Regions from separate parts of the Homo sapiens genome. Here regions 1, 3 and 4 are each linked to region 2. A link is a loop called in an ENCODE intact Hi-C map of the cell type or tissue named here. Cell type or tissue: chondrocyte. All regions are shown on one strand. Region 1 overlaps NFIC (nuclear factor I C). Region 2 holds the start of LOC105372244 (a long non-coding RNA gene). Region 3 holds the start of SMIM44 (small integral membrane protein 44). Region 4 overlaps TJP3 (tight junction protein 3).

The links. Peaks named below come from ENCODE experiments on the same cell type or tissue, not always from the same donor. Only the 100,000 strongest peaks of a DNase experiment are listed, where the experiment ranks them.
Region 1: it touches region 2 in a loop (7-fold over the local background); 41 of 110 quality-filtered maps call a loop at or near these places.
Region 3: it touches region 2 in a loop (4-fold over the local background); 41 of 110 quality-filtered maps call a loop at or near these places.
Region 4: a loop joins it to region 2, with 2.5 times the contacts of the local background. A loop is called at or near these places in 3 of 110 quality-filtered maps.

What each region holds. Positions count from the first base shown.
Region 1 is chr19:3,469,068-3,477,067 of GRCh38, forward strand. NFIC (nuclear factor I C) reads left to right here. Exons shown (of 11, transcript NM_001245002.2): 11 at 1-150. SMIM24 (small integral membrane protein 24) reads right to left here. Exons shown (of 4, transcript NM_001136503.2): 4 at 4,919-5,929. The coding sequence ends at 5,776. Among named protein-coding and RNA genes, the nearest start is that of SMIM24, 7.5 kb to the right of the region's middle. In chondrocyte, CTCF peaks have their summits at 725, 3,101 (motif pointing left) and 4,124 (motif pointing left); no DNase peak of the experiment used is centred here.
Region 2 is chr19:3,302,031-3,310,030 of GRCh38, forward strand. It overlaps LOC105372244 (a long non-coding RNA gene), which reads right to left and starts at 4,872. Exons shown (of 3, transcript NR_187753.1): 1 at 4,819-4,872; 2 at 766-1,005. In chondrocyte, CTCF peaks have their summits at 913 (motif pointing left), 3,077 (motif pointing right), 3,281, 6,266 (motif pointing right) and 1 weaker place; no DNase peak of the experiment used is centred here.
Region 3 is chr19:3,481,016-3,489,015 of GRCh38, forward strand. It overlaps SMIM44 (small integral membrane protein 44), which reads right to left and starts at 2,426. Exons shown (of 2, transcript NM_001395954.1): 1 at 2,187-2,426; 2 at 1,095-2,036. The coding sequence starts at 2,388. The coding sequence ends at 1,789. LOC105372246 (a long non-coding RNA gene) reads left to right here and starts at 1,963. Exons shown (of 5, transcript XR_936264.2): 1 at 1,963-2,271; 2 at 7,113-7,240. RefSeq lists an enhancer at 2,204-2,742 and silencers at 4,075-4,124, 4,135-4,184. In chondrocyte, CTCF peaks have their summits at 4,175 (motif pointing left) and 4,387; no DNase peak of the experiment used is centred here.
Region 4 is chr19:3,716,092-3,724,091 of GRCh38, forward strand. All of the region lies in intron 1 of TJP3 (tight junction protein 3), which reads left to right. Among named protein-coding and RNA genes, the nearest start is that of TJP3, 12 kb to the left of the region's middle. In chondrocyte, a CTCF peak has its summit at 3,157 (motif pointing left); no DNase peak of the experiment used is centred here.

The sequences.
Region 1 (8,000 bases), 170 kb after region 2:
TGTCATTATTTTGTTTATTTGTTCCCTATGCAAAAAAAAAATGAAAATGAAAAAAGGGGGATTCCATAAAAGATTCAATAAAAGACAAACAAAAAAAAAAGAAAAAAGAAAAAAATGTATAAAAATTAAACAAGCTATGCTTCGACTCTTTCTGGCTGTCCCGGGTCCTCTTTTCCATGTCCCATGTGGGTTGCTCTGTGTCCTTTGGAAAAGTGAGGGGCAGAGGCTGCAGGGAGCTGGGGGGAACCCCCAAGCCCCGTGGATGGGCAGGCTGGGATTCTGAAAGCTTCAGATCAAGTGTCCCCTGGGGGCATTAGACAATATCTGGGGACATTTGTGGTTGCCACGACTGGGGGATGCTCCTGGCGTGGAGTGGGTGGAAGCCAGAGACACTGCTCAGCATTCTGCAGTGCCCAGAACCAAGATTCATCCACACAAGACATCCACAGTGCCTGGCACGGAGAGACCTGCTTTGATTGTTTGGAGGGGAAAAAAATCAGATTTGCTCCCTGCTCACAGTAGACACCAGGGTAAGCTCCCGATGGGGTGGATGACAGAAACCAGGGAGACCTGCAGCTCCTAGGATTCTCCTCCTCGCCCCCTCCCCACTCAGGGTGGGATTCCAATGTGTGCAGCCTCCTAGGACCTCAGCAGGGTGGAGGATCATGGGACGCAGTCTACTGGGGGGTCCATGAAATCCCCTAACCCAGGGAGTCTCACCCAAGGGCGATCCTGCCCCCCAGAGGACACTGGGTGATGTCTCAGACATCCGCGGTTGTCACGACTGGGAAGTGCTCCTGGCATGGAGTGGGTAGAGGCCAGGGACGCCGCTCAGCACCCTGCAGTGCCCAGGACGGCCCCACCCCAGAGACTGATCCACAGTGCCTGGGGGTGGGGGAGACCCACTTTAGATGGTGGCTTTGAATGAGCTTCTGAGGCCAGACCTGTCCCAGCAACGCTCCTGGAGGCTGTAACCTCTTCCCCTTTGTAGGATGGGCTGTTTCACACCCCTTAGCCTTTGCTCATTCCTGCCTCCCCATCTGTGCAGACCTTTCACACTGGTGTCCTCTTCCACCAGGAAGTCTTCCCACCTTTCTCCAGCCTGGTTCCCTCCCCCAGCAGTCTCAGAGCTATCGGTGAATTCCATGAGGCATCTACGGAGCACCCACTCTGTGCCAGGCACAGGGGATTCCATCCCTTCCCTTGTGCCTTGGAGGAATCCAAGCCTGGCACACAGTCGGTGCTCAATAAATGCACAAAATAGCTTCTCTTGCTACCTGGCAAACTCCCAGTCATTGAGCAAAGACTTCCTGAGCATCTCCTGAGTACCAAGCCCCAGGACCCAGCAGTGAACAAAACACTCAAATTCAGATCCCGTCTTGGAGCCTACAGCTTCCTCCAGGTCAGGAAGAACAGTGAACAACAAGTAGAAGTGGCCGGGTGCAGCGACTCACACCTGTAATCCCAGCAATTTGGGAGGCCAAGGCAGGAGGATCGCTTGAGTCAAAGAGTTCAGGACCAGCCTGGGCAACATAGAACCCATCTCTACAGATACACTTAAAAAGTTAGCTGCGCGTGGTGACACACCTGTAGTCTCAGGAGGCTGAGATAGGAGGATTGTTTGATCCCTGGAGGTTGAGGCTGCAGTGAGCTGTGATTGCACCATTGCTGTCCAGCCTGGAGTGCAACAGAGCAAGACCCTGTCTCCAATCAATCAGTCGATAAAATAGAAGTAAAAGATGTCAGAGGAGGTAAGTGATGAGTAGGGCAATGAACAGAGGAAGGGCGGGGAGTGGTCCCATCTAGACAGATCTGGAGGGAGGGAGGGAAGGAGCGTCCTGAAATTCTGGCAGAAGTCACAGCTCCTGCAAAGGCCCGAGGGCGGGACCATGCCTGCTTCATTGGAGGAACAGTGAGGAGGCCTGTGTGGCTGGAGCAGAGTGAGGAGAGGGATGGAGGGAGGACTGGAGGGCAGGGAAGGGACGGGGCAGGTCATTCAGGGCCTTGTGGGCCACAGGGAAAATGTTGACTTTTCCCCTGAAGGAGGTGGGAGCCATGGAGGGCTGGGGGCAGAAGGATGGGCCCCAACATGGTTTCAATACACCCTCGGCCAGGAAGCCTTCCTCACCTGCCCCAGCAGAGCTTCTGCCCCCAATCACTCCTGACCCAGCCCTGACCATTCAGGGGCATGACCGTGTCCAGCTCTGTCCCCTCCAGACTGGGGGCCCCTCCCACACTGAGGTCAGAGGGGAGGGAGGCTGGGGCCCGGGAGAATCAGGAGTGTGAAAGGGGCTGGGTGCAGTGGCTCATGCCTGCAGTCCCAGCACTTTGAGAGGTGGGAGGATCACTTGAGGTCAGGAGTTTGAGACCAGCCTGGACAACATGGTGAAACCCTGTCTCTACTAAAAATACAAAAATTAGCCGGGTGTGGTGGTGCGCCCCTGTAATCCCAGCTACTCAGGAAGCTGAGGTGGGAGAATTGCTTGAACCCGGGAGGTAAAGACCGCACCACTGCACTCCAGCCTGGGCAATGGAGCAAGACCCTATCTCAAAAAAAAAAAAAAAAAAATAGCCAGGCATGGTAGTGCATTCCTGTAGTCCTAGCTACTTGGGAGGCAGAGGTGGGAAGATCCCTCGAGCCTGATAGGTAGAGGCTGCAGTGAGCCAAGATCACGCCACTGCACTCCAGCCTGGGCGACAGAGCAAGACCCTGTCTCAAAAAAACAAAAACAAAAAAAGAGTAAGGCTAGTTCTTGGGGGGGCTGAGATGGGGCCCTCCATCCTGTCCCCAACTCCAAAACCCCAAAAGACCCCAGGTTGGGCCAGAAAAACTCTCTTTGCACCATGGGCTCCTTCCATCCTACCCACAAGACCACAAGGCGGGGACGATCCTTTTTTGCAAATGGGGAAACTGAGGCACAAAGAAGCGAGGTAAGGTGCATTGACAGGGCAGCAGGCACAGTGCGTCCTCGCTGACACGACCCCACGCTGCTTCCTGGTGACAGGCACCGAGGACACCGAGGATGGGGGGGTCCGAGGCCCCTTCCCACGTCCCACTCCCAACTTGGGTCGCCCCCACTCACCCTCAGCAGCGAGATTTTGGCGCCCCCTTGTGGGCAGGCCGGGGACACCCCCCCAACCTCCCCCATCCCAGTTCCTCTCTGCAGCGGGAAACGGGGGCTCCAGTCAGGCCAGAGGAGGCTTCTTGTAGAGCAGGGGTTGAGCCAAGGTCAGGGGGTCTCAGCTGGAGTCAGGGGATCAGCCAGGGCTGGGGTGGAAACTCAGCGGTGGAAACTTAGCCTCCCCTTGGATCTTACGGAAAGCCTCGGTCGTGTCCAGCCCTTGGCCCCTGGGTGATGAGATTCCTGGCTGGGAGGGGAGGGCTGTCCCAGTAATGCAGGCTGTTGGGTTGGTCACCCCTGACTCCCCACCCTAAAACGGGGGAAGGCTTGTGACAACCCAAAATGCCCCCGCAAAAAAATTCCAAATGCGGCCGAGTGCAGTGGCTCATGCCTGTAATCCCAGCAATTTGGGATACCAGAGATGGGAGGATTGCTTGAGGTCAGGAGTTAGAGACCAGCCTGGGTAATACAGCGAGACCCTAGCTCTATCAAAAAATAAACATAAAATTAGCTGGGCACGGTGGCTCACAACTCTAATCCCAGCACTTTTGGAGGCCAAGGAGGGTGGATTGCTTGAGCCTGGGAGTTCGAGACCAGCCTGGGCAACACGGCGAAACCCCGTCTCTACTAAGAACGTATAAATTAGCCAGGTGTGGTGGCAGGCGCCTGTAATCCCAGCTACTCAGGAGGCTGAGGCATGAGAATTGCTTGAACCTGGGAGGTGGAGATTGCAGTCAGGTGGGATCGTGCCACTGCACTCCAGCCTGGGCGACAGAGGGAGACTCCACCTCAAAAATAAAATTTTAAAAATAGCTGAGTGTGGTGATATGTGCCTGTGGTCCCAGCTGCTCAGGAGGCTGAGGCAGCAGGACCGCTTGAGCCCGGGAGGTCAAGGCTGCAATGAGCTATGATGGAATCACTGCACTCCAGCCTGGGCAATAGAGCAAGACCCTGTCTCTACAAAATATTTAATTTTTTTTTAGATTTCCAAACGCCCCCTAGTGGAGAAGTCCTGCCCCCTGCACTCCAGCCTGGGAAACAGAGTGAGACCTTGTCTCAAAAAATAATAACCATCCTGGCTAATACGGTGAAACGCCATCTCTACTAAAAAATACCCAAAAAATTAGCCGGAAGTGGTGGTGGGTGCCTGTAATCCCAGCTACTCGGGAGGCTGAGGCAGGAGAATCGCTTGAACTGGAAGGTGGAGGTTGCGGTGAGCCAATATCGGGCCCTTGCACTCCAGCCTGGGCAACAAGAGCAAAACTCCATCTCAAAAAAAAAAAAAAAGAAAAAAGAAAAAAAGAGAAAGAAAGAAAGAAAGAAAAGAAGAAAAGAAAAGGGCCAGGAGCAGGGACTCACACCTGTAATCCCAGCACTTTGGGAGGCCTAGGCAGGCGGATCAACTGAGGTCAGGAGTTCGAGACCAGCCTGGCCAACATGGTGAAACCCCGTCTCTACTAAAAATGCAAAAATTAGCCAGGCATGGTGGTGCATGCCTGTAATCCCAGCTACTCGGGAGGCTGAGGCAGGAGAATCACTTGAACCCAGGAGGCAGAGATTGCACCACTGCACTCCAGCCTGGGTGACAGAGTGATTGCACCACTGCACTCCAGCCTGGGCGACAGAGTGAGACTTTGTCTAAAGAAAAAAAAAGAAAAGAAAAAGGTCCTCATTAAGAAATGGTCATTGTGGCCAGGCTGAGGCTGGAGAACTGATTGAACCTGGAAGGCAGAGGCTGCAGTGAACCAAGATCACAGCATTGCATTCCAGCCTGGGTGACAGAGCGAGACTCCATCTCAAATAAAAGAGAAATGGTCATTGTTCAGGGTAAGGTCCAGGGCCTGGAGAAGGTGAGGGGAAGCAGGAGAACAGAAACTGGGAAAAGGAAGTGCTAGTCCCTTTCCAAGATATTGCAGGGCCCTGGGGCACCCCCACCCTCCAAGATACAGCTCCCAGGAAAAAAGTCACGTGCCCCAAAACAAAGTGAGGTGGGGGAAGGAGCAAAGATTTGCTTGGAGACGGCGCTCAGGGCTCAAAGTCCAGGGCTCAGGACAGCAAAAAACCAGATTGCCGGGGGAGTGTTTAATCTGCTCAGGGCGTCTGGGCACCTGTGCACCCTGAGCCTCCATATCATCCGCCCAGCCATCGCCCGCAGCCCCAAAAGCAGCCTCCTTCCCCAGAGGTAAACTGAGTCCCAAGAGATGACAGGAGCCCTTCCAAAGGGCTGTTACGAATGCTTTAATGCAGGCCATTGGGAAGCAGCTCTCAGCTGGCAGTGGGTGCATGGGAGAGGGGAAGTTCTGTTCAGTAGACATCAGGCAGAGAGAAAAGAAATCAGGCAGTGGGGAGAAGCAGGTGGAGCCATGAGATCGTGGAGGATTGCGGGTGTCTCCTCAACCAGGGATGCTCTCCGAGTATAAGAAGAATCACCAGGCAGGGACCAAGCTCAGGAAGAGGGGTGCATGAAAACCATGTTTGCCCAGAGAGCCCCCAATGAGGGAGGTGGGGTGGGTTCCAAGCCTTCTTCACTTGAGAACACTGTATTCTGAATCCCAGATGGAGTCATTTCACGGGCTTCAAGTCCAGGGCACTGCTTTTAGGGGGCAGAAGAGGCATCTCTGGGGGACTGCCTGGAAGAGGCAGCCAGGAATCTTCACATGACTGTGCTCTTTGCTCTCTCATGGTCTCCGGGCTCTTTTTCCTCCAGATCCAGTCCCAAGTTGCTCTCTCCTTCCTTTGCTGTCTTTTTCTCCTTCTTCCTCTTCTCTTCTTTCTCCTTGGCCTCTTTCTTCTCTCTCTTGTCTTCACTGTAGGGATACAAAGGCCCCAAACCATAATAAGAAACAGAGACACTCCTATTTAATGGCCACTCACTTGAGCCAGCCCATGTGATGAGTATTTTACAAGCGGTATCTCAGTGAATCTTCAAAATAACCCTAACTACGCGGCCTCACGATTTCCATTTCACAAAGACAGCAACTAAGACTCAATTGCTCCATGGAGGGATGGATGGGTGGATGGATGGATGGACATAAGCCAAAGGCTCCCTGTTGCCTCTTGGGACTCAGTTTACTCCTGGCAAAGGAGGCTGCTTTTGAGGCTGGGTGCAGTGGCTGGACAGATGATATGGAGGTTCACACTGCATATCATCATTGCAACTAAGACTCAACTGCTCCATGGATGGATGGATAGGTGGGTAGGTGTGTAAAGAAGTTAGGGAATAGATGGGTAGATGAGTGGACAGGTGGGTGGATAGTGGGTGGGTGGATGGATGATGGATGGGGGTATGGATGACTGGATGAACGGGTGGATGGCTAGGTGGGTGAGTGGTTGGAAGGATGGATGGATGGGTGGGTGGGTGGATAGATGGATGATGAATGGATGAGTAGACAGATGAATGGGTGGGTGGGTGGATGGGTGAGTGGATAGTTGAGTGGGTGGACGGATGGTAGGTGGATAGGTGATGGATGGATGGTGGGTGAATTGATGGGTGGGTGGGTGGATAAGTGAATGGGTGGATGAATGGATGGATGAGTGGGTGGATGAATTAATGAATGGGTGGGTGAACAGATGGGTGACTGAGTTGGCGAATGAATGGATGAGTGAGTGTGTGGGTGGGCGGATGATGGCTGGGTGATTGATGGATGGTGGATGGAAGGATGATAGATGGATGGGTGGATGGATGAATGAATGGGTTGGTGGATGAATGGATGGATGGGTGGGTGGATGGATGAGTAGATAAGTAGTTACATGAATGGACTGCTGCATGGAGGTTGAATAAATGAATTGGAAGATAAATGAATACATTGCAGGAAGGAGAGACTGATGGATCAGTGGATGGGGGTATGCAGAATGGAGAATGGGTGGATGGGAGTATAGATGGATGTATAGATCAATGAATGAATGTATAGGTGGATGGATGGATGAGTAGATAAGCAGTTGGGTGAATTGATGGTTGCATGGAGGGAGGGACAGATTAATAAGTAGATGAATGGATGAATTGGAGGAAGAAGAGAATGACATACCAATGGATAGGTAGATGGAGGATGAATGAGACTGTAGGTGGGTGGATGGATCAATGAGCTAATGGATAGATAGACTGATGGATGGACAGTTGGAGAGTGAAGACTGCATAGTTCGATGGACGCATAGGTGGGTGGGTGCGTGTATCAGTGAGTGGACAGATCAATGGGCTAATGGGTAGGTGGACTGATGGATGGGTGGTTGGAGGGTGAGGACTGCACGGGCAGACTGATAGATGGATGTACAAGTGGATGGTTGGGTGGATGGATGGAGGATTGAACAAGGCAGAAAGGAAGCTACAGGTACAGGTGCACAGGTGGGATCCAGATCCCCCAGTACATCCTGGGAGTAGGAATCATATTTTACTGGGGCTGAGCCAGGTCTTAGACAAAGCCACCACTCAGGTCCTCTCCCTCAGGCACATCTTGGACTCAGCTGAGACTCTCCCAGCCAGGCTGGTCACCTCCCAGCTCCCACTCTCCTACTCCTGTCCCCAAGCCTTTGCCCAAGACAGAGCCCCCAGCCCTGGATGGATGGATGGATGGATGGATGGAAGGATGGATGGATGGATAAATGGGTAGGTGGATGGATGGCTGTGTGGGTGGATGAATGAGTGAATAGATGGGTGATGGATGGATAGGTGATGGATGGATGGATGGATGGATGGATGGGTGGATGGGTGGGTGGGTGGATGGATGATGGATTGATGGGTGGATGAATAGATGGGTGGGTGGATGGATGGTGAATGGATGGCTGATGGATAGATGGGTGGGTAGATGGATGGGTGTGTGAACAGATGAGTGGGTGGGTGGATGGGTGAGTGGGTGGATGGATTGGTGAATGGATAGGTCGGGG
Region 2 (8,000 bases):
AGATCACTTGAGGTCAGGAGGTTCGAGACCAGTCTGGCCAAACATGGTGAAACCCCATCTCTATTAAAAATATAAAAATTAGCTGGGCACGGTGGCTCACACCTGTAATCCCAGCACTTTGGGAGGCTGACACGGGTGGATCATGAGGTCAGGAGATCGCGACCATCCTGGCTAACACGGTGAAACCCTGTCTCTACCAAAAATACAAAAATTGGCCGGGCGTGGTGGCAGGTGACTGTAGTCCCAGCTACTCGGGAGGCTGAGGCAGGAGAATGGCGTGAACCTGGGAGGCGGAGCTTGCAGTGAGCTGAGATCATGCCACTGCACTTCAGCCTGGGTGACACAGCAAGACTCCATCTCAAAAAATAAATAAATAAGTAAGCCAGGCATGGTGGTGGGCACCTGTAATCCCAGCTACTTGGGAGGCTGAGGCAGGAGAATCTCTTGCACCTGTGAGGTGGAGTTTGCATTGAGCCAAGATTGTGCCATTGCACTCCAGCCTGGACAACAGAGCAAGACTCCATCTCAAATAAATAAATAAATATTAAAAAATAAAAATAAAATACACCAATTCCGCCACTGAGTGTCTCCTTAAGAATGAGCAAGGATGTGCTTAGGACAGAGGAACACTAGCTATGCTATAAGTGCTCATCTGAGGCATAGGCTAAGTGACATGCAGGGTGCATTAGTTAGGTGTTGCTGCATAACAATTTACCCATCCCCCAGTCTGTCAGCTTAAAACATACATTATTATCTGACCTACACCATTTCTGTTGATCAGGAGTCCAGGACTGATTTAGCTGGGTGGTTCTGGCTCAGGGTCTCATGAGATTGCAAACTGTCAGCAGCCAAGTCTGTCACATCTGAAGGTTCGACTGGGGCTGGAGGAGCCACTCCTACTCTGGCTCCCTCATGTGGCTGTTGGTGGGAGGCCTCAGCTCTTTGCCACGTGTGAATCTCCATAGTGCTACTTGAGCATCCTTACAACATGGTGGCTGGTTTTTCCTGGAGTGTGATCCAAAAGAGAGAGACAGAGAGAGAGAGACTGCACTGACTTTTTGTTTGTTTGTTTTGAGACAGGGTCTCGCTCTGTTGCCCAGGCTGAAGTGCAGTGGCACCATCCTAGCTCAGTCCAGTCTTGAAATCCTGGGCTCAAGAGATCCCTCTGAGTAGCTGGGTCTACAAATGTGTGCGTCACCATGCCCAGTTTATTATTTTACTTTTTGGAGTGGCGGGGTCTCACTCTATTGCCCAGGCTGGTCTCGAACTCCTGGGCTCAAGCAAGCCTCCCCGCTGGGCCTCCCAAAGTGCTGGGATTACAGGCGTGAGCCACTGTGCCCACTGCAAACATTTACTCTTCACAACTCTGGTAGCTTCCTTTTCCCCAGAGCATGCTACAGCCACACAGTAAAGCCTTACGTCTATTGAGCACCTGCTATGTGCAGCTTGTGATCAACTCTTTTTGTCCTCACCACAACCAACCAACAACGTAGGTTTCTATTATAATTCTCACTTTGCCGATGAGAAAACGGAGGGGCAGGTTTGTGGAGAGGAAAACCCAAGGCCACACAGTTGGTATGTGGTGGAGCCAGGATTTGAAACTGCGACCCGTTAACTCCTGCCTCGGTTCCCCTCCCTTCTCATTCACTGCAGGGATCACAGTTATAACCCCCTGCTTATGTATGCGCTGGCTTGTTTGATGTCTGTCTACCCAACATAACCTGGCGGGTTTCATGACAGGATGGTATGAGTGCACAGTAAGTGTGTTTGGCTTTGTTTTAATGTTATGGGGTTTTTTTTTTTTAATTATTTACTTATTTTGAAAGAGAGTCTCACTCTGTCACCCAGGCTGGAGTGCAGTGGTGCGGTATCAGTTCACTGCCACCTCCACCTGTTGGGTTCAAGCAATTCTGCTGCCTAAGCCTCCCGAGTAGCTGAAAATACAGGCATGGGTCACCATGCCCAGCTAATTTTTGTGTGTGTATGTGTGTGTGTGTGTGTGTGTGTGTGTGTGTGTGTGTATTTTTAGTAGAGATGGAGTTTCCCCATGTTGGCCAGATTGGTCTCGAACCCCTGACCTCAGCTGATCCACCCGCCTCAGCCTCCCAAATGCTGGAATTACAGGCTTGAGCCGCCACGCCCAGCCTGTTTTTATGTTGAGACAGGGTCTCCCTCTGTCACTCAGGCTGGAATGCAGTGGCACAATCATAGCTCACTGAAGTCTCCAACTCCGGGGCTCAAGCAATCTTCCTGCTTCAGCCTCCCAAGTACCTGGGACTACAGATGCATACCATCACACCTGGCTAATTTTTTTCAGTATTTTTTGTAGAGACGGGGACTAGTTATGTTGCCCAGGCTGGTCTCAAACTCCTGGGCTCAAGCGATCCTCCTGCCTTGGCCTCCCAAAGTGCTGGGATTACAGGCATGAGCCCTTACACCTGGCTGAATTTTGTTTTTCTGTTCCCTGTTGCCTAGCACATGATACCTGCTTACCATTAATAAATGCACTAAAAACACAATGGTTGAGTTTAGAACCAGACTGTCCCAGGTTTGAAACCGGTTTATAACATTGAATGGCTGTGTGTCCTTGAGCCAGCAGCTGAATCCTCTGGGGACCAGTTTTTCTCTCTCTCTCTGGAAAACGAGGCCAATCCAGCTCACAAAGCGTTAATATGTATAAAGTCCTTCCTGGCCCGGAGAAAGCACTGCAGAAGCTTTAAAATAAATCAGCCCTTAAAAATTCACTTTCCGGCTGGGTGCGGTGGCTCACGCCTGTAATCCCAGCACTTTGGGAGGCCAAAGCGGGCGGATCACTTGAGATCAGGAGTTCGAGACCAGCCTGGACAAAATGGCAACCCCCCCCTCCAACTCTACTAAAAATGCAAAAATTAGCCGGGTGTGGTGGTGCGCACCTGTAATCTCAGCTACTCGAGAGGCTGAGGCAGGAGAATCGCTTGAACCCGGGAGGCGGCGGTTGCAGTGAGCCGAGTTCCCGCCACTGCACTCCAGCTTGGGCGACAGAATGAGACTTTTTTTTAAAATTACTTTCCGGATGCTTTCGCTCCAGCGACCAGCAGGGGGCAGCAAAAACCCATGCCTTCTTTCAGGCTCTGTGCCTTGGCTTGAAATGTGCAAGATTTATTGAGCTCGGAGGGAGACTGTGAGGGGACTCCCTGGCTTCTCTCCTGGGACGCAAAAGTTGCCCCGTGCAAACTTTCTAGCCTGCAAGGTCGGCCCCGCTCCTCCTCCCCTTTTCTCTCCAGTAACTGAATGTGGTTTGGCTGCCAGGCCTTTGCACGTGCGGTTTCCCTAGCCTGGAACACTCTGTTCCCACCCTGGAGGTCGGAGATGCTGGGTTGGGATGGAGACACCCGTGACCTGCTAGGCCCAGGGCATGGCGTTAGCAAAGGTGGGGGTAGAAGTAGGAATTACTGGCCGGGCGCGGTGGCTCACGCCTGTAATCCCAGCACTTCGGGAGGCCGAGGTGAGTGGATCACCTGAGGACGGGAGTTCGAGACTAGCCAGACCAACATGGAGAAACCCCGTCTCTACTGAAAATACAAAATTAGTCGGGTGTGGTGGTGCATGCCTGTAATCCCAGCTACTAAGGAGGCTGAGGCCGGAGAATCGCTTGAACCTGGGAGGCGGAGGTTGCGGTGAGCCGAGATTGCGCCACTGCACTCCAGCCTGGGCGACAAGAGTGAAACGCCGTCTAAAAAAAAAAAAAAAAAAAAAAAAAAAAAGTAGGAATTACCTAGGTCCGAGTTAGAAAACAGAGAGCCCCTCAACTGTGGCCTCGAAACCACACAGAGGACTGAAGCAGGATGTGTGGGGGTAAAACTGAGGGCCAAATAGGAGCTGAGTCCCGACCAAGGGAGCTGGAGTTCCTCACCTCTGGGTCCTCAATATTTGCTGATTGACTTAAGACATGCATGCCCTTAAGCCTTGCATTCTCTCTCCAAGCTTCAGTTTCCTCATCTGTAAGACGGGGCTCATGAGATATATATATATATATGTGTGTGTGTGTGTGTGTGTGTATATATATATATACACATACATATGTGTGTATATACATATAATGTATATGTGTGTATATATGTATATATACGTGTGTATGTGTGTGTGTGTGTGTATACACATAATTTTTGGTTGGTTGTTTGAGACGGAGTCTCACTCTGTCACCCAGGCTGGAGTGCAGTGGCGCGATCTCAGTTCACTGCAACCTCCGCCTCCCAGGTTCAAGAGATTCTGCTGCCTCAGCCTCCCGAGTAGCTGGGATTACAGGTGCGCGCCACCACACCCGGCTAATTTTTGTATTTTTAATAGAGACAGGGTTTCACCATATTGGTCAGGCTGGTCTCGAATCCCTGACCTCTTGATCCGCCCGCCTCGGCCTTCCTGATCCAACCGCCTCGGCCTCCCAAAGTGCTGGGATTACAGGCGTGAGCCACCACGCCCGGCCTGGGCTCAGGTTATTATGCAAACATCCAGAACTGGGCAGATCAAGATGAATGATACCAATGATACTATCACATTATAGGCAAAATAGGACCTTCTCCCCGGTCAGAAAAGTGAACTCTCAGGCATCACTCCTACTGGAATCCAGAGTCAATAAACATTTATGAAGCACCTACTGGGTACTAGGAGCTGTTGTAGAAAGGTACTGGGGAGAAGGCAGGGAACGAAATGTACAAAAATTCTGACCACGTCCATAGTCCCTGGCCCCGCCCCACTACTTGCCCCAACCCTCACAGGAACAGTTTCCAGCCCCGCCCCCAGCCCCGCCTCCTCTCCACCCCCTCACTTTTCTGAACCTACCAGAGCGAGGTGAAGGGTGAGAGTAATCTACATATTCATGAGGGATCAGCCAATCCACAGCCTGAACTCGGATTTGTCTTCAGAGCCTAGCTGATTGTGACGTCAAGAGTGATGCATTACGTAGCCGGGCGCCGTGGCTCATGCCTGTAATCCCAGCACTTTGGGAAGCCGCGGAGGGCAGATCACCCGAGGTCAGGAGTTCAAGATCAGCCTGGCCAATATGGTGAAACCCCGTCTCTACTAAAAATACAAAAATTAGCCGGGTGTGGTGGCGAGTGCCTGTAATCCCAACTACTCAGGAGGCTGAGGCAGGAGGATCGCTTGAATCCAGAAGGCGGAGGTGGCAGTGAGTGGAGATCGTGCCACTGCACTCCAGCCTGGGCCACAGAGCCAGACTCCGTCTCAAAAAAAATAATAATAATAATAAAGTGATGCATTGCGTGATTTTTAAAGGTGCAGCAACCTCTCATGGTCTCAGTTTGCATATCCGTAAAGTACAGGTTGGGGCGTGCGGGACATAGAAACCAGCGCAGTACGATGACGCTGAAATCGCTTTGCCACCTTGGGTGAAATTCAGGGATACGTTTTGAGCGTTCACTACATGTCAGACACTTTACTCCAGCGGGGGCTCCGGAGTTCCTGCTTAGAATGGGAGCTTCAGCACCGGGGGTCGCGGACAGCTCCCGGCTCTGGTCGCAGGGGCTCCCATGCAGGATGACTGGGGACAAGGGTCTGAGCTTTCTCTGCCTGTCTGTCCTCCATCAAAGCCTCAAATGAACTCAGCCCTAATCTCTGACAGCTAAGGGGTTGCTAGTCAGGACAACACTCTGTCCTTGGTCCCCAATCCTGCTCCTCCCTCGTCGTCTGCATCTCAGCTGATGGCAGTTCCATTCTTTTTTTTTTTTTTTTTGAGACGGAGTCTCGCTCTGTCGCCCAGGCTAGAGTGCAGTGGCGCGATCTCGGCTCACTGCAAGCTCCGCCTCCCGGGTTCACACCATTCTCCTGCCTCAGCCTCCCGAGTAGCTGGGACTACAGGTGCCTGCCACCACGCCTGGCTAATTTTTTGTATTTTTAGTAGAGACGGGGTTTCACCGTGTTAGCCAGGATGGTCTCGATCTCCTGACCTCGTGATCCGCCTGCCTCGGCCGCCCAAAGTGCTGGGATTATAGGCGTGAGCCACCGCGCCCGGCCCGGCAGTTCCATTCTTCCGGGTGCTGGAGCCGAATATCAACGCTATCCTGGATCTTTTGTTTCTTGCTCAACTCCAATCTATCAGCAGGTCCTGTCGCCCCTGCCCTCACTATTCCATCCTCAAACGCTCACTTCTTCCTGTTCCTCTGCCTGGGTCCAGCCCCATCGTTGCCCACCTGGACCTGGCGCAGTTGCCTCTGCCTTGGTCCTAGGCTCCACCCTCTGCCACACAGTCTGTCCTCCCTGCAGCAGCCACCAGAGGGGGGCTGTGAGCACCCGAGTTAGGGCCTGTCCCTCCTCTGCCTACAGCACTCCAAGGCTCCCACCTTCCTCTGGGTCAAAGCCTCCCTGTGACCTATAAGGCTGGCAAGACCTTCCCTGTGTTAGCCAGGATGGTCTCGATCTCCTAACCTCGTGATCTGCCTGCCTCAGCCTCCCAAAGTGCTGGGATTACAGGCGTGAGCCACCACGCCCAGCCAATTTTCTGCATTTTGAATATATGTCTGGGTATGTCTCTTAGAGGATATTTATTCTGTTTGGTGTTTTCTGAGCCTCATGGATCTGTGAAAATTATTGGCTATTCTCTGAAAACAATCAGCTGCCCTAGTCTTCCTTCTCCTGTGGGATTCCAATTACACCTGTGTTAGATCACTTGCTCTTCACCTGCAGCTCTTGGATGCTCTTAACCTGTCTTTAACACCTCTCTAATTCTTGCTTTTCTTTTTTTACAAACAGAGCAGGCTTCAGGCTTGATGTTTGGTTAGACTATGATAAGGTTGAGGAGGTTTTTGTTGCATTTATCTTTGGACCTGCCCTCAATTCACGGCAGACTGTAGTGCGGGGGAGGCGTTATTCTTTTCTCTTTAAATATATCTAAGTCTTTTAAAACAAACAGTTTGATCCAAAGAAAAATCTTCACTAATACTTGGACACAGATAAAACGAGAAGGGTGGTCTGTGAGTGACAGCATTGAGAGGCTGCCCTAATCTGGCTTGTTGGTTTTTCAGCTAGGGAAACTGAGGCATGGAGTGGGTAAAGACTTGTAGACCAGGCCGGGTGTGGTGGCTCACACCTGTAATCCCAGCACTCTGGGAGGCCGAGGCAAGTGGATCACCTGAGGTCAGGAGTTTGAGACCAGCCTGGCCAACATGGCGAAACCCCATCTCTACTGAAAATACAAAATTAGCCGGGCGTGGCAGCAGGTGCCTGTAATCCCAGCTACTTGGGAGGCTGAGGCAGGAGAATTGTTTGAACCTGGGAGGTGGAGGGTGCGGTGAGCTGAGATCGCACCATTGCACTCCAGCCTAGGCATCAAGAGTGAAACTCCATCTAAAAAACAAAAAAAGACGTGTAGACCTGGGCCTTCTGTCCTTGGTACGGGGGGACAGGAACCGGGGTTGGGGGTGTGGTGCAGATGGAGGATCCTCACGAAGATCCAGGTGCTGGCCCAGCGCAGCAGCTGCTGCAGTTTTGATCACTGGGCTGACCCTCTTGGGCCTCAGTTCTCAGAGTGGAAAATGTGGCTGGTCAATCGGGTGTCTCTGGTGGGGGCATAGGCTGTGCTACACAGTGGACGGTCCACAGCCCACCCCGTTGACTGTGCACGGCTGGGTGGCTTGTCTTTCCCATCTGTCTTTCTCACTGTCTCTCTCTCTCCCTAACTCTCTCCCTCTCTGTCTCATTATCTCTGTATCTCTGTCTTTCTCTATCACTGTTTCCCTCTAAATCTTGCTGTCTCTCCTTGTCTCTGTATCTTTGTCTCTGTCTCTCTCCCCTCTATCTCTCTCTTTCACTCTTTCTGCATGTCTTTGTGTGTCTCTGTCTTTCCCTGCCTCTCTGTTCATGTCTGTTTCTCTGCCTCTCATCTCTGTCTTTTTCCGTGATGTCTCTCTGTTTCTTTCTCTTCCTCCCTCTCTCTCCCTTTCTGTCTCTTCTCTCTATCCCTCTCTCTCTCTTCCTCCCTCTCTCCCTTTCTCCCTCTCCCTCTTTCC
Region 3 (8,000 bases), 180 kb after region 2:
GGCGCGGCGGGCACCTGCAGGCCCAGCTACTAGGGTGTGCTGAAGTGGGAGGATCACTTGAGCCCAGGAGTTTGAGGCTGCAGCCAGTTATGGCCGCACCACCGCACTCCAGCCTGGGTGACAGAGGAAGACCCTGTCTCAAAGGAAATAAAAAAAATTAGAAATACAAAGAGTTACCAAGGCTGGGTACAGTGTCTCACGCCTGTAATCCCAGCACTCTGGGAGGCTAAGGCGGGAGAATCGCTTGAGGCCAGGAGTTCCAGACCAACCTCCTCCCGTCTCTAAAATAAAAAATGTAAAACTTAGCTGAGCATGGTGGCCTGCACCTGTAGTCTCAGCTACTCAAAGAGACTGAGGTGAGAGGATCGCTTGAGCCCAGGAGTTCGAGGCTGCAGCGAGCTACGACTGCACCACTGCATGCACCACCGCACTCCAGCCTGGGCAACAGAACAAGACCTTGTCTCTCAAAGCAAATTTGAGAGTCACCTTTTGTGCTCTCAGAGTACACATGAGGCTCCGTGCTCGGCAATTTCACAGATCGCATTTCCTTTTCTTAACACCCCGTGAAATGGTGCCGGTCTCATTGTGCCCAGGAAAGTCAAGGTCACGCAGCAGGTCTGACCTGGGATTTGAAGCCGGGTCTGCCTCGCCCCCAGCTTATCCTGCCTCGCCCAGGCTCTTGGCCCCTGAGGACCCACAAGCAGCCATGGGAGCACACAGGGACAGGGAAGGTGTGCAGAGGCCACATGCCCGTGGTCCACCTGCAAACCGGGACGCTCTCACGTGGGGATGCCCGGGAGCGTTGATGACTCAGGCTCCAGGCTCTCCTGTCCTCAACCTTGGTCCCTCGGCTGATTAGATAGTGGGCCCTGCCCGGGCGAAGGGGGACCCCGCCCCAGCTGACACGGGAGCAGCCATGGCCCAGACGAGTGGTAGGAAGGCCCGGCGTCATCGCACAGGTGTTTATGGAGCGCCTGCTGAGTCGCTGTCACTTCCTCTCTTCCGGAGGTCTGCGGATGACCGCTGAGCAGACCGGCCACTCAGCAGGATGGGGCTCACACATCCCAGCCCCAGGATGGCCACAGGTCTGCTTGAACCAGCCAGGCAGGCATCTATTAAACTCTGACTGTGTATCCCGTCTTGTGCAGGGCTTGGAAGAGAAGGAGGCCTTGGTGCTGTCTGGGAGCTCTCGATCTGATTAGGAAGTCAGGACCACCCCCCAGAGACAAGCAAACCCAGCAGCCGAGGCGGGGGCTGGAGAAGATTTGGAGGTAGGGGAGCCCAGCAGAGGGGGTGGGGGCAGGACCCGCCTTGGAGATCCTGCCCTCCAAAGTCAGTCAGTTGTCTGGGCTTTTTCTGAGAAAAGCACTCTGTGCTCTGAGACCTTGGCGAAGCCACTTCATCACTGCGTGCCTCGGTTTCCCCATCTGTTAAGTGGGGGCGATCAGTCCTACCTCGGAGGATTAAATGAGATACTGCATAGAAAAAGCCTGCTCTGCACAGCAGCAGGTACACGCTAAGCACTCGGTAAGGTTGGCCGATAATATTACAACGTTTTAAATCGCCCTAGTGTTTCTAATTCACAGTTTGCTGACGGCTTGGCTGAGGCTGAGCCGGGCAGGCTCTGCGTATGTGAAAGTCGCCAGCGTCCAACCCCCGGAACCTGCCGGCTGGGAAGGAGAAAGCCGTCCGCTGCGACCGGGCAGCTCAGGGTTTGCAGAAAGGGCTCCGGCGCGCGTAAGTTCTGTCTACACGACCGCCAAAGCGTCCGGAACCCGGATTCAGGATTCAAGTTGCCATCAGCTTCCAGAAGGAGCTTCGGGATGGGGGGTCCTTGAAGGCAATGGAGGGGCGGCGGGGCTCCGGGGGAGGCGGGGGTTCAGAGGGGGCTCCCTCCCCACCCCCGCCGGCGTCCTCCTCGCCCTGCCAGGCCAGGGCCAGCTGCAGGTCCAGCCCCTCCAAGTCCTCGCCGGTCAGGCTGGGGCGCAGCTCCCGGGGTGCGGCCTCCTGGTCTGGCTTCGGGCCAAACGCCCAGTCTGCGGCAAGGGAGCTGGTGAGGCAACTCCCCGGCCCCGGCCACCCTCCTCTGTCCCCTCCTCAGCTAGGAGAAGCACTAGGATCCCCTGACCACCCACCCAGGGTGACCCAGCATCGGCCCCAGCTGGGTTTCGGTGGGGGCAGCTCACCGGCCAGGTCGTGGGCGAGGTCTTTGATGAGGTGCCCGACGATGGCGTAGGCGACGGCCACCACCACCAGCGCGGCCAGCAGCAGGTACAGCACGTACCTGGGCAGGCGGATGCTGTCCAGGGGCGGCGGCCGGTACTCCTCGTACAGCGGCGGGGACGGGCTCCAGCCCTCGGCCTCCCCCTCGGCCGCCAGCCCCGGCATGGTGTCCGCCCGGCACAGGGGAGGCCCGGAGGTGACCCACACAGCGGAAGTATTAAGGGGCTTTGAGCTAAGAGGATTGGGCGGCTGCCCCACGGCCACCATCTGCCTGGGTTAATCACATTGTAAATCACTTCCGCCCACCCGCAACCTACCTGCTCAGCTCCAGCCACGACTCTGCCCAGCCGTCCCCACCTCGGGGCCTCCGCACCTGCGCTTCCTTCTCCCAGGAACGCCCTGCCCAGATTTCCTCATGGCCGGCTCACTCTCTTCATTCATTCATCTTTTTAATTCTTATTATTTTATTTTATTTATTTAATTTTTCTTGAGACGGAGTTTCACTCTTGTCACCCAGGCTGGAGTGCAAAGGCGAGATCTCAGCTCACTGCAACCTCTGCCTCCCGGGTGCAAGTGATTCTCCCACCTCAGCCTCCGGAGTAGCTGGGATTACAGGTGCCCGCCACTATGCCTGGCTAATATTATTATTATTTTTGAGACAGGGTCTCGCTCTGTCGCCCTGAGTGCTGGAGTGCAGTGACGCGATCATAGCTCACTGCACCCTCAACCTCCTGGGCTCAAGCGATCCCCCCGCCTCAGTCTCCCAAGTAGCAGGAACTACAGGTCCTCGCCACCGTGCCTGGCTCTTCATTCATTCATCGAATATGTATTGAGCAGCGACTATGGCTGGGCACTCTCTTAGGTGCTGGGACACAGCTATGAGTAAGAAAGACCAGGCCGGGCGCAGGAGCTCACGCCTGTAATCCCAGCACTTTGGAAGGCCGAGGTGGGCGGATCACTTGAGACAGGAGTTTGAGACCAGCCCGGCCAACATGGTGAAACCCTGTCTCTACTAAAAATGCAAAACCTAGCTGGGCGTGGTGGCGGGCGCCTGTAGTCCCAGCTACTCGGGAGGCTGAGTCAGGAGAATCGCTTGAACCTGGGAGGTGGAGGTTGCAGTGAGCCGAGATCATCCCACTGCACTCCAGCCTGGGCAACATAGCGAAACTCCGTAACAAAAAAAAAAAAAAAAAAGAAAGACCAAAACCTGACATTCCAGGGAGGGAGATGGATGCTAAGAAAGAAACATAACCTTAGAGTAAATGATATATTAGGTTAGAAAGGGAGGTGTGGCTGGGCGCCGTGGCTCACGCCTATAGTCCCAGCACTTTGGGAGGCTGAGGCAAGAGGATCACTTGATCCAGAAGTTCAAGATCTCTCTGGGCAACATAGCAAGACTGCATCTCTACAAAAACTTTAAAAACTAGCCAGGCGTGGTGAGTGCCTGTAGTCCCAGCTACTCAGGAGGCTGAGGTGGGAGGATTGCTTGAGCCCAGGAGTTCAAGGCTGCAGTGAGCTATGATTGCACCCCTGTACTACAACCTGGGTGACAGAGTGAGACTATCTCAAGAAAAAAAAAAAATTGGGCTGCCAAGGCATCACTGAGGAGGTGACATTTGAGCAAAGACCTGGAGGAAAAAGGGAACCAGCCATGGGAGATCCAGGGGAAAGAGAGTTCCAAGCAGAGGGCACAGCCCCTGCAAAGGCCCTGGGGCAGGACTGTGCCTGGCGTGTTGGAGGAACAGTGAGGAGGCCAGTGTGGCTGGAGCAGAGTGAGCCGGGGGAGTGGGGGGGAGGGGAGGATGGGGAGCTGTCAGGGCAGGTCCTGCAGGGCCGTGTAGACTGTGAGGAAGACTTCGGCCTAGACCCTGAGGAATGTGGGAGCCATGGAGGGCTGTGGGCAGAGGAGGGATGGGTCCGGACCCAGGTGCTCACAGGTGCCCCCTGGTGGCTGCTTTGGGGAGAACGGACTATGGGGGCCAGAGGAGGAGCCAGGAGGGGACTGAGCTGGTCCTAGTGGAAGGAAAGTAGGCAGATTTGAGATGGACATTTTTTTTTTTTTTTTTTTTTTTTGAGACAGGGCCTTGCTCTGTCACCCAAGCTGGAGTGCAGTGGTGCAGTGGTGGGATCTTGGCTCACTGCAGCCTTGACTGCCCAGGCTCAAGCGATCCTCCTGCCTCAGCCTCCTGAGTAGCTGGGACTACAGGTCTGTGCCCCCACACCTACCTAATTTTCTGTATTTTTTTTTATAGGAACAGGGTCTCACTATGTTGCCCAGGCTGCTCTTTAACTCCTGGGCTCAAGCGATCCTCCTGCCTCAGCCTCACAAAGTGCTGGGATTACAGGCATGTGCCACCGCACCCAGCCTTGGGATCGATTTTTCATTAAAAAAATCTGTTTTTAGACTAAATGCCTGCAATGATGGTGTTGCCATTTCCTGAGTTAGGAACATTGCAGAGGAGAAACCTGGGGAGAAACACAAGGAATTCCAAGTAGCCAGGGGCCAGGGAAGCCAGGACAAGGCAGTAGGAGGTGGTGGTGAGGAAGACCTGGGTTCAAATCCCAGCTCTGCCCGTCACAGCATGACCTTGGCTCTCCAGGGTTCCCTGGCTTCTCTCTACAATGGGGTGGGTAAAGTTTCCTGGGGTGTTGGGAGGAGGAAATTCAACAATGTGTAGAAGTGTGAGCCTTCCCGGGCGGGCGTGGTGGCTCACGCCTGTAATCCCAGCACTTTGGGAGGCTGAGGAACGCTGATCATGAGGTCAGGAGTTCAAGACCAGCCTGACCAACATGGTGAAACCCCATCTCTACTAAAAATACAAAAATTAGCCAGGCGTGGTGACATGTGCCTATAATCCCAGCTACTCGGGAGGCTAAGGCAGGAGAATCGCTTGAACCCGGGAGGCGGAGGTTGCAGTGAGCCGAGATCCCGCCACTACACTCCAGCCTGGGCAACAGAGCGAAACTCCATCTCAAAAACAAACAAACAAAAAAAAGTGTGACCCTTGCCAGGTGGTGGCTCATGTCTGTAGTCCCAGGGACTTGAGAGGCTGAGGCAGGAAGATTGCTTAAGCCCAGGAGCTGGAGGCTGGAGTGAGCTAAGATTGTGCCACTGTACTCCAGCCTAGGTGACACAGCTAGATCTTGTCTCTACAAAAAAGGGGGTGGCTTTTTATTTTATTTTATTTATGATTTTATTTTATTTTGAGACAGAGTCTCTCTCTGTCGCCCAGACTGGAGTGCAGTGGCGCGATCTCAGCTCACTGCAAGCTCTGCCTTCCGGGTTCACGCCATTCTCCTGCTTCAGCTTCCCAAGTAGCTGGGACTACAGGCGCCCGCCACCACGCCCGGCTAATTTTTTTTTTTGTACTTTTAGTAGAGACGGGGTTTCACTGTGTTAGCCAGGATGGTCTCGATCTCCTGACCTCTTGATCCACCCACCGCAGCCTCCCAAAGTGCTGGGATTATAGGCGTGAGCCACTGCGCCCGGTGAGGGTGGCTTTTTATATTTTTGTTTGTTTTTGAGACAGAGTCTCGCTGTGTCACCCAGACTGGAGTGCAGTGGTATGATCTCCTCACTGCAACCTCTGCCTCCCGGGTTCAAGTGGTTCTCCTGCTTCAGCCTCCCAAATAGCTGGGACTACTTTCCAGGGTTTTGTTTTGTTGGTGGTGGTGGTGTTCTTTTAAGACTCCCTCTCCCTCTGTTGCCCAGGCTGGAGTGCAGTGGGGCCATCTCGGCTCATTGCAACCTCCACTTCCCAGGTTTAAGCAATTCTCATACCTCAGCCTTCCAGGTAGCTGGGACTACAAGCATGTGCCACCATGCCCAGTTAATGTCTGTATTTTTAGCAGAGACAGGATTTCACCATGTTGGACAGGCTGGTCTCCAACTCCTGACCTCAAGTGACCTACCTGCCTCAGCCTCACAAAATGCCGGGATTACAGGTGTGAGCCACTGTGCCCAGCTTTTTCTTGTTGTTTTAAAAACATTGCAGCTGGTCTGTGTTGATGGGTAAAGAGAGGAAACCAAGGAGGCAGGAGAGAAAAGGGGGAAGGGCTGAAGTAATGGCTGTGAGTTGATGAGAAGGACGAGGAGTTGGTGAGGAAAAGAGGTGGCTCAGGCAGCCAATGTCACATTGGAAGGTGCCACCTTGGAAGTGGCTCCTTCGGCCCCAGTTGAGCCTTCAGATGAGGCAGCCCTGGCCGACAGCTTGATTGCAACTTCATGAAACACCCAAAGCCAGAAACATCCAGATACGCTTGCTGCTCCCAGACTCGTGACCCACAGGAAAGGTATCTGTCTTCTTTCCTCTGTCTCTGGGGGTTTTCTTGTCTTCTTTATTTAAGATGGAGTCTTGCTCTTGTCACCCAGGCTGGAGCGCAATGGCACACGATTTCGGCTCACTGCAACCTCTGCCTCTTGGGTTCAAGTGATTCTCCTGCCTCAGCCTCCTGAGTAGCTGGGATTACAGGCATGCACCACCACACCCAGCTAATTTTTGTATTTTCAGTAGAGATGGGGTTTCACCATGTTGTCCAGGCTGGTCTCGAACTCCTGACCTCAGGTGATCCACCTGCCTTGACTTCCCAAAGTGCTGGGATTACAGGTGTGAGCCACCGCATCCGGCCTTGTCTTTTTTTTTTTTTTTTTAATTAAAGAGATGGGGGTCTCACTATGGTGCCCAGGCTGGTCTTGAACTCCTGGGCATAAGCGATCCTGCCTTGGCCTCTAGAGTAGCTGGGACTATAGGCATGTGCCTCTGTGCTCAGGTCCACTTTTCTGTCTCTGTAAGGACACTGGTCATTGGATGTAGGGTCTACCCTAAATCCAGGATGATCTCATGCTGAGATCCTTAACAACACCTGCAAAGACTCTATTTCCAAATCAGGTCACATTCATGGGTACCAGGGGTTACCACCTGGACAAGCCTTTTCGGGGGACACGATTTGACCCAAGTCCAGCTGTTTGAAGCTGCTAAGTTTGGAGTAATCTGTTGCACAGCCACAAGGATCTTAGGTAAGTCTTGGCTAGCAGAACCAACAGTTCATCAGCCAGCGTTAGCAGGCAGGAGGGGAGGCAGCATGCACGGCACAGGGACAGGCAGGCGGGCACAGCTGTTGGTGGGGTGTGCGGAAGGTCTGCTTGATTTTTTCACTGAAGCCGAAAGCAAGGTCATCAGCTGAGTGAGGATGAGGGAGGTTGGAGGCCAACAAGAAAGTGACAGAACAGATCGCAAGAGAGAGAGCCCCACGGAACCATAGTAGAATGGATGTTGGCTGCTCAGGAGGCTGAGGTGGGAGGATCACTTGAGCCTGGGAGACAGAAGTTGCAGCGAGCTTAGATCGAGCCACTGCTCTCCAGCCTGGGCAATAGAGCAACACTCTGTCTCTAAAACATAAACAAGATGGCCAGGCACGTGGCTCATATCTATAATCCCAGCACTTTGGGAGGCTGAGGAGGGCAGATCATTTGAGGCCAGGAGTTCAAGACCAGCCAGGCCAACATGGTGAAACCCTGTCTCTACTAAAAATACAAAAATCAGCCAGGCATAGAGGCATGTGCCTGTAGTCCCAGCTACTCAGCAGGCTGAGGCACAAGAATTGCTTAAACCTGGGAGGCAGAGGTTGCAATGAGCTGAGATTGCACCACCGCACTCCAGCCTGGGCAACAGAGTGAGACCCTGTCTCAACACAGAACAAAACATACTGAGACCCCGTCTCTACAAAAAAATACAAATATTACTCAGGCACAGTGGGGCAAACCTGAGGTCCCAACT
Region 4 (8,000 bases), 410 kb after region 2:
AGATGGAGTCTTGCTCCATTGCCCAGGCTGGAGTGCAGTGGCGCCATCTCAGATCACTGCGACCTCTGCCTCCCGGGTTCAAGTGATTCTCCTGCCTCAGCCTCCCGAGTAGCAGGGATTACAGGTGCCTGTCACTACGCCCAGCTAATTTCTGTATTTTGAGTAGAGACGGGGTTTCACCCTGTTGGCCAGGCTGCTCTCGAACTATTGACCTCAAGTGATCCGCCCATCTCAGCCTCTCAAAGTGCTGGAATTACAGGTGTGAGTCACCGCGCTCGGCCTGGTATTGAACACCAAAATGTCTCAAGACGTTGCCAAGGGTCCCCCTCTGGTGAGAGGCACTGGCTTGGAGTTCGAGGTGCAGGGGCAAACAGAGCTGCAGCCAAATCCCTCAGGCCAGCTCACCATCTGGCCTCAGTTTTCTCAGCTGCAAAGTGGGCGCACGAGTGTTGTGTGTAACTGGGGCTGCAGCCAAGCATATGCCAGTAAACATGGCCCGGGAGCCCCATTCACTGCTAGGACTTTAACCCACTTATTTCTTTATTTATTTTTGAGACAGCGTCTAGCTCTGTCACCCAGGCTGGAGTGCAAGGGCAAGATCATGGATCACTGCAGCCTCGACCTCCTGGGCTCAAATGATCCTCCCACTTCAGCGCCTAGAGGTGCCTGCTACCACACCCAGCTCATACATATATATATATATATATATATTTTTTTTTTTTTTTTGAAACAGAGTCTCAGTCTGTCGCCCAGGTTGGAGACAGTGGCACGATCTCGGCTCACTGCACCCTCTGCCTCCCAGGTTCAAGTGATTCTCCTGCCTCAGCCTCCCGAGTACCTGGGATTACAGGCGGGTGCCAACACGCCCAGGTGACTTTTTTTTTTTTTTTTGAGACGGAGTTTCGCTCTTGTTGCCCAGGCTGGAGTGCAATGGCCCGATTTCGGCTCACTGCAACCTCCGCCTCCCGGGCTCAAGCAATTCTCTTGCCTCAGCCTCTCTAGTAGCTGGGATTACAGGCATGTGCCACCACACCCAGCTAATTTTGTATTTTTAGTAGAGACGAGGTTTCTCCATGTTGGTCAGGCTGGTCTCGAACTCCCAACCTCAGGTGATCCGCCCGCCTCGACCTCCCAAAGTGCTGGGATTACAGGCACGAGCCACCACGCCTGGCCCATGACTGTTATATTTTTAGTACAGACAGAGTTTCACCATGTTGGCCAGGCTGGTCTCAAACTCCTGACCTCAAGTGATTCGGCCGCCTTGGCCATCCAAAGTGGGATTACAGGCGTGAGCCACTGTGCCCAGCCATAGCTTATATATATATATATATATATATAATTTTATTTTTTTTTGAAACATAGTGTTGTGCTGTCTGCCCTGTCACCCAGGCTGGAGTGCAGTGGCGTGATCTCAGCTCACTGCAACCGCCGCCTCCCAGGGTCAAGTGATTCTCTTGCCTCAGCCTCCTGAGTAGCTGGGATTACAGGCGCCTGCCACCATCCTTGGCTAATTTTTCGTATTTTTGTAGAGATGGGTTTTGCCCTGTGGGCCAGGCTGGCCTCCAACTCCTGACTCAAGTGATCCTCCTGCCTTGGCCTCCCAGAGTGCTGGGATGACAGGCATGAGCCACTGCACCCTGCCTAAGATATTTTTAAAAATTTTTGTGGATGTGGAGATGGGGGTCTCACTGTGTTGCCCAGGAATGAGAGTACAGTGGTGTGACCATGACTTACTGCAGCCTCCACCGCCTGGGCTCAAGCAATCCTCCCAGCTCAGCTTCCCAAGTAGCTGGGAGTACAGGCAAGTGCCACCAAGACTGGCTAATTAAAAAAAAAAAAAAAGGCCGGGCACGATGGCTCACGCCTATAATCCCAGCACTTAGGGAGGCCGAGGGGGGCGGATCACAAGGTCAGGAGTTTGAGACCATCCTGGCTAACACGGTGAAACCCCATCTCTACTAAAAGTACAAAAATCAGCCGGGCATGTGCCTGTAGTCCCAGCTACTCGGGAGGCTGAGGCAGGAGAATGGCGTGAACCCGGGAAGCAGAGCTTGCAGTGAGCTGAGATTGCGCCTGGGCAACAGGGCGAGACTCCAACTCAAAAAAAAAAAAAAAAAAAAAGTGTGTGTGTGTGTGTGTGTGTGTGTGTGTGTGTGTGTGTGTGTCTGTGTGTGTGTAGAGATGGAAGTCTCACTCTGTTACTCAGGCTGGTCTCTCCTGGCCTCAAGAGATCCTCCCGCCTCGGCCTTCCAAAGTGCTGGGACTACAAGCGTGAGCCACTGTTCCTGGCCAAGCCTCTTATTTTAAAGACGCTGAAGTCAGAAAGCCTGTAGGACAGGAATGCAGCATTTTCTTTTCTTGCGGTTTTTTTTTTTTGGGGTGGTGGGGGGCGGGGTGGACAGGGCCTCACTCTGTGGCCCAGGCTGGAGTGCAGTGGCGCAATCTTGGCTGACTGCAACCTCTGCCTCCCAGGTTTAAGTAATTCTCCTGCCTCAGCCTCCCTAGTAGCTGGGACTACAGACGTGCGCCACCACGCCCAGCTAATTTTTGTATTTTCAGTAGAGACAGGGTTTCACAATGTTGGCCAGGCTGGTCTCGAACTCCTGACCTCAGGTGATCTGCCCGAATGCAGGATTTTCTACCAGCTCCAGTCCCCTGCAGAACCCCTGTCCGATTTTGCCAGACCTAAGCAGAGACTGCTTTGAGCAATGGCAGCCACGAACCTTGACGTGTGCGGGCCGGTAGGGAATGATGTGTTTTTCTCACGACTCATTAAAACAAATACACGGCTATTTAAAGATCGCTGGACTGGCCGGGCGTGGTGGCTCACGCCTGTAATCCCAACACTTTCAGAGGCCGAGGTGGGTGGATCACCTGAGGTCAGGAGTTCGAGACCAGCCTGGCCAACATGGTGAAACCCCGTCTCTACTAAAAATACAAAAATTAGCCACGCGTGGTGGCCGGCGCCTGTAGTCCCAGCTACTCAGGAGGCTGAGGCATGAGAATGGTGTGAACCCCGCAGGCGGAGCTTGCAGTGAGCCGAGACTGCGCCCGGCACTCCAACCTGGGTGACAGAATGAGTGTCCGTCTTGGGGGGTGGTGGACATCGCTGGACCTTAATCATCTAAAATGATTTTTTGCGCCACCTGCTGGTGGCGGAGTGTCACACAGGGAAGGGCTGAGTTGCCTGTAGGTATACAGTAGGTGTTCAGTAAGCCTTAGTTTTGGTTAATGGTGTTTCTACATTGGCTCAGCATGGGGTCTTGGAAAGAGTTTGGGGCTCCAGGAACCCATGCTGTGCAACCTTCAGTGAGTCTGGGGCCCTTTCTGAACCTTCATCTATAAAATATGTGTGTGTGTGTGGCTGGGAGTAGTGGCTCATGCCCATAATCCTAACATTTTGGGTGGCCGAGGTGGGCTAATCACTTGAGGCCAGGAGTTCGAGACCAGCCTGGCCAACATGGGGAAACCCCATCTCTACTAAAAATACAAAAATTAGCCAGGCGTGGTGGCGGGTGCCTGTAGTCCCAGCTACTCGGGAGGCTGAGGCAGGAGAATGACGGGAACCCGGGAGGCGGAGCTTGCAGTGAGCCGAGATCGTGCCTGCAGTCCAGCTGGGCGACAGAGCGAGACTCCGTCTCAAAAAAAAAAAAAAAAAAAAAAGAAGGGAAGACATATAACCTTCATGCGATGTGAGAAGGTGCGTTGAAATGCCTTCTACAATTCTTGCTTCGGTCGGAAGTCACAAAGGGATTGAACTTCATTTTGGCTGCTCCCACTTCTGTGATGGCCGCAAAAGGGAAGAGAACTACATGCTCCTTTTTATTTATTTTGTATGGAGATTGGGTCTCGCTATATTGCCCAGCCTGGTCTCAAACTCCTGGCCTCAAGTGATCCTCCCACCTGACTCTTCAAAGTTCTGGAATTACAGGAGTGAGCCATTGTGCCTGGCCTCTACGCCCCTTTTAATCCTCCTGACAACCCTGTGATGTAGGGGCTATTATTTTCCCCAATTACAGATGTGGAAACTGAGGAACAGAGAGGGGCAGTAAGTTGTCTGAGGTCACACAGCAAATAGGTGAGAGCTGGTTTTAGAACTCTCCTAGCTCTGAAGTTCCAAGTGGGTCCCCACAAGAGGCTTTGGCAATGCTTTATTCGGGCCCTTGGAGACCCTTGAGGGGCTGACTGTAGCTGACTTGGGTCTCTGGACTAGTGTTTTGGGTACAATTGCAGTGGAGGAGGTGAGATGTCATCTTCGGGGACCCTCTAAGACTTTGATATTGTTGGCCTTGTTTACTAAGCAAACTCTTAACCAACCTTCAAATCCCCAGCTACGATGCCCCCTCCTCCAGGCAGCCTTTCTTTTACCGCTAGAGTTTTCTCTATGCTCTTCACCCCTAGCCACAACCTGGGACTCCTGTCCCTGCCCAGCCCTGACTGGATAAGGCTGGGAAGGGGTGTTTATGTGTAGCTTTGCCCTTTTACCCTTTTAACCTTGGGGTGGGGCCCAGGCACAGCTGGGCGCAGGTTTTTTTTTTTATAGTAAGGAATGTGGGGGTGCAGCCACGACCAGCCCCGCCCACCCAGGTGACTTGAAGGTTTCCTACCCTGGTCCAGTCCCTCCTAGGTCTAACCTTAGGAATCCCGGAATCCCAGGCCCCTGAGCGGGAGGCTGGGCTGGGCTGGGTGAGAAGAAGGAAACGACCTTTACTCCCTCCCAGAGCCTGAAGAATTTCCTCCTGCCTTGCACTCTGCCCCTTTCTTTTCCTTCGTTCCTTCCTTCCTTCCCTTCTTTCCTTCCTTCCTTTTCTTTTTTTTTTTTTTTTTTTGAGACAGGGTCTCACTCTACTCTGTCGCCCAGACTGGAGTGCAGTGGCGTGATATCAGCTCACCGCAACCTCCGCCTCCCGGGTTCAACCGATTCTCCTTCCTCAGCCTCCCGAGTAGCTGAAGCATGCGCCACCACGCCCGGCTAATTTTTGTACTTTTAGTAGAGACAGACGTTTCACCATGTTGGTCAGGCTGGTCTCGAACTGCTGACCTCGTGATCCGCTCGCCTCGGCCTCCCAAAATTTGGGGATTACAGGCATGAGCCACCGCGCCCGGCCCTGCCCTGCCCCCTTTCTTTTCTGGATGCTGGGTGTGAAGACAGAGCCCGCAGGCCAAGACCGCAGGAAAAAGGCACGCAGCCGCTGTTGTATCTTCAGAGTCCACGCCTCTGGCCTCTGGGGCCTCCGGTTCCCCTCTGTGGAATGGGGCAAACCTTCCAGAGATAAGGTGACCCAGGGACCAGCGCTATGCTAAGGAGGTCTCTGGCCTTCGACAAGCTTCTAATCCAAGAGGCCTCCCAGATGCACCTCAAAATGTGCCCATTTCGCGGACGGAAACACCTTCCAAATAGTAGGCTCCGTTCCAAGCGCGGGGGTTATTCCTGCCGGGTCTTGCTGGCAGCCTTGTCGGGCCGGGCTCTGGCCGCGGCCGCCGGCCCCCTCTCGGCTGCGTGGATAACCCGGCCTGGAGTTTCCGCCTCAGGACCTGGCTCCTGTGATGGGAGGTGGGGAGAGAAACCTCCGCCGCGTCCAGGGGGCGTGTCTGGGCAGGGGCGGGGCTGACCCGAGACCTGGAGGAGGAAGAGGGGCAGGTGCAGCCGGGAGCTGCGGAGCTGGAGGGAGGAGGACGAGAGCCCGGCCCTCAGCCCGCTGTGACTCTCCTCAGCCCCCTCCCCCAGCCCGGGGTGGGGGCCGATTGACTGTTTCCAGGACCCCCTCGGGTAGGGGGGCTGGAGAGCCCCCAGGTGGACCATGGCGGTGAGATTCCAGGCGAGTAACCCTCCAAGGGTGGCAGGGGGAGGGGCTCGGGCTGAGGTGGGGTGGGGGGAAAGCAGGGTTTGGGAGTCGGACCCAGGACCCCAGAACGCCTACCTACATAACAGGCAGGGAAACTGAGTCCCAGAGGGATGAAGTGGCTAGCTGGAGGTTGCACTTCGAGATGCGTCCGCGCGTCCGCGCCCCCCTCCCTGCCTCCAAAGACCATCTCTTCTGGAGCCTCCTCTGCCCCAGGACCGGCCTCCTTTAATACCGCAGGGCTGGGTTCAAATCCCGAATTTTCTGTCCACTATGCTGTGTGTAACGTGGGGCCAGTGAGTGAACCCTCTCCTTCCCTCATCCGAAAAATGGGTGATCGGCATTTTAAACAGAGAGAAAAATGTGTTTTAAGAGCTTGGCGCATCGTAGGTGGGCAGAAAAGATGTTCATCCCCCTTTGCTGGGGGCGTGCAGCCGGCTGAGCTTGGGCGCCCGCGGTGGCACGGTGGGCAGTGACTTCATTTGGGGGCTGGGGTGGCTTTGGTGAACATTCACCTCCTACAAGGCTGCACGAGGGAGCACCAGCATTTATTGGGTGCCTACTGTGTACAAAGCTATTAACAGGCATTACCAGGCAGAGGCAGGGGTGGGGTGAGCAAGCCGGCTGGGGTGCGCCGTGGCGGGGGCGGGGCGGGGGGCGATCCTTGTCTCCGGAGGGATTTCACCCTCCAGGCATGGAGCCTGGGCTGGTTTCTTCAGACCCACCAGCCAGGGTAGACTGGGACTGCAGCGGTATGCGGCCAGACCCAGGCCACTCCGCCCCAAGCTTCAGGACCCGGCACTTCTGGTTCCCGCTGACTTCTTCCTTGCCTCCAGGCACAGCTCTCAGAATCCCCTCCCCAATCGGTGTATTTGTTCGCTGAAACCGCCCTCTCTGCCATTGTTCCTGGAGATGGGGTGGCGGGGGGGGGGGGCACAGGGGACGGCGGCCCGGGAGCCCCGTACCCGGGGGCGGTGTGACTTGGTACCGGCCCCGTCCCCTCTGGGCGGGCCTCTTGTTCGGTGTTTGTGTCCAGCCCTGGGCGGGGGGCGGGGACAAAGACCCAAGCCCCACCCTCTCAGAGTTCACCTGGACAGGGGCAGGGCTGGGAACTCAGGACACACCTGTTGAGCACCTGGCCACAGTGTGTTTTACTCAACCATTCACTCATTCCTCAAACTCTTCCCTAAGGGGGCCTGGTCCTATGGGGTCCCAGGGGCCCATCCCTGCCCATCGGGAGCGCTCAGACTGAGGGGGAAGGTGTAAGGTGGACAAATCCACTCTGACATCCCACACCCCAATCATCACATTTGGGCCAGAGGGAAGGATGTATGATATGCGTACGGAGGAAGAGGCTGGGGCTGTGAAGGATGAATAGGAGTTTGCCAGGGAGTCCAGTACCAGCACTCAAGGCCTGGAAAGGAGGCTGATGGCCAATCACCTGGGCCTTAAGTAGCCAGAGAGACAGACATGTCTCCTTTCACAGCCTAAGAGGAAAGACCAGAAACATACTAACCGATGGTTAAAGAGAATAAAGATGATTTTTAGATGCCTTGAATAAAAAATAATAAAACAGGCTGGGCGTGGTGGCTCACTCCTGTAATCCCAGCACTTTGGGAGGCTGAGGGAGGTGGATCACCTGAGGTCAGCAGTTTGAGCCCAGCCTGGCCAACATGGTGAACCCCCACCTCTACTAAAAATACAAAAATTAGCCGGGCGTGGTGGTTGGACGCCTGTAATTCTAGCTACTTGGGAGGCTGAGGCACGAGAATTGCTGGAACCCAGGAGGCGGAGGTTGCAGTGAGCTGAGATTGTGTCACTACACTCCAGCCTGGGTGACAGAGTGACACTCTGTCTCAAAAGAAAAAAAAAAAATATATATATATATATATATAAAATAATAAAATAGGCAGGAGTGATAGGGGATCAGAGAAGACTGGTTAGCTAGGTGGTCAGGGAGGACTTCCTGAGGAGGTGGCATTTGAGCCTAGACCTCAGTGGCAGGGGCCAGCCAGGCAGGAATCCCGTGAAACATGTCCCAGATTCAGGGGACAGATGGGGTAAAGGTTTGGAGGTGAACTAAGATGAGGTGGGCTGTGAGGTTAGGCTTAATCCCTCAGGCACTGTGGAGCTCTGGAGGGTTTAGACAAAGCTTCT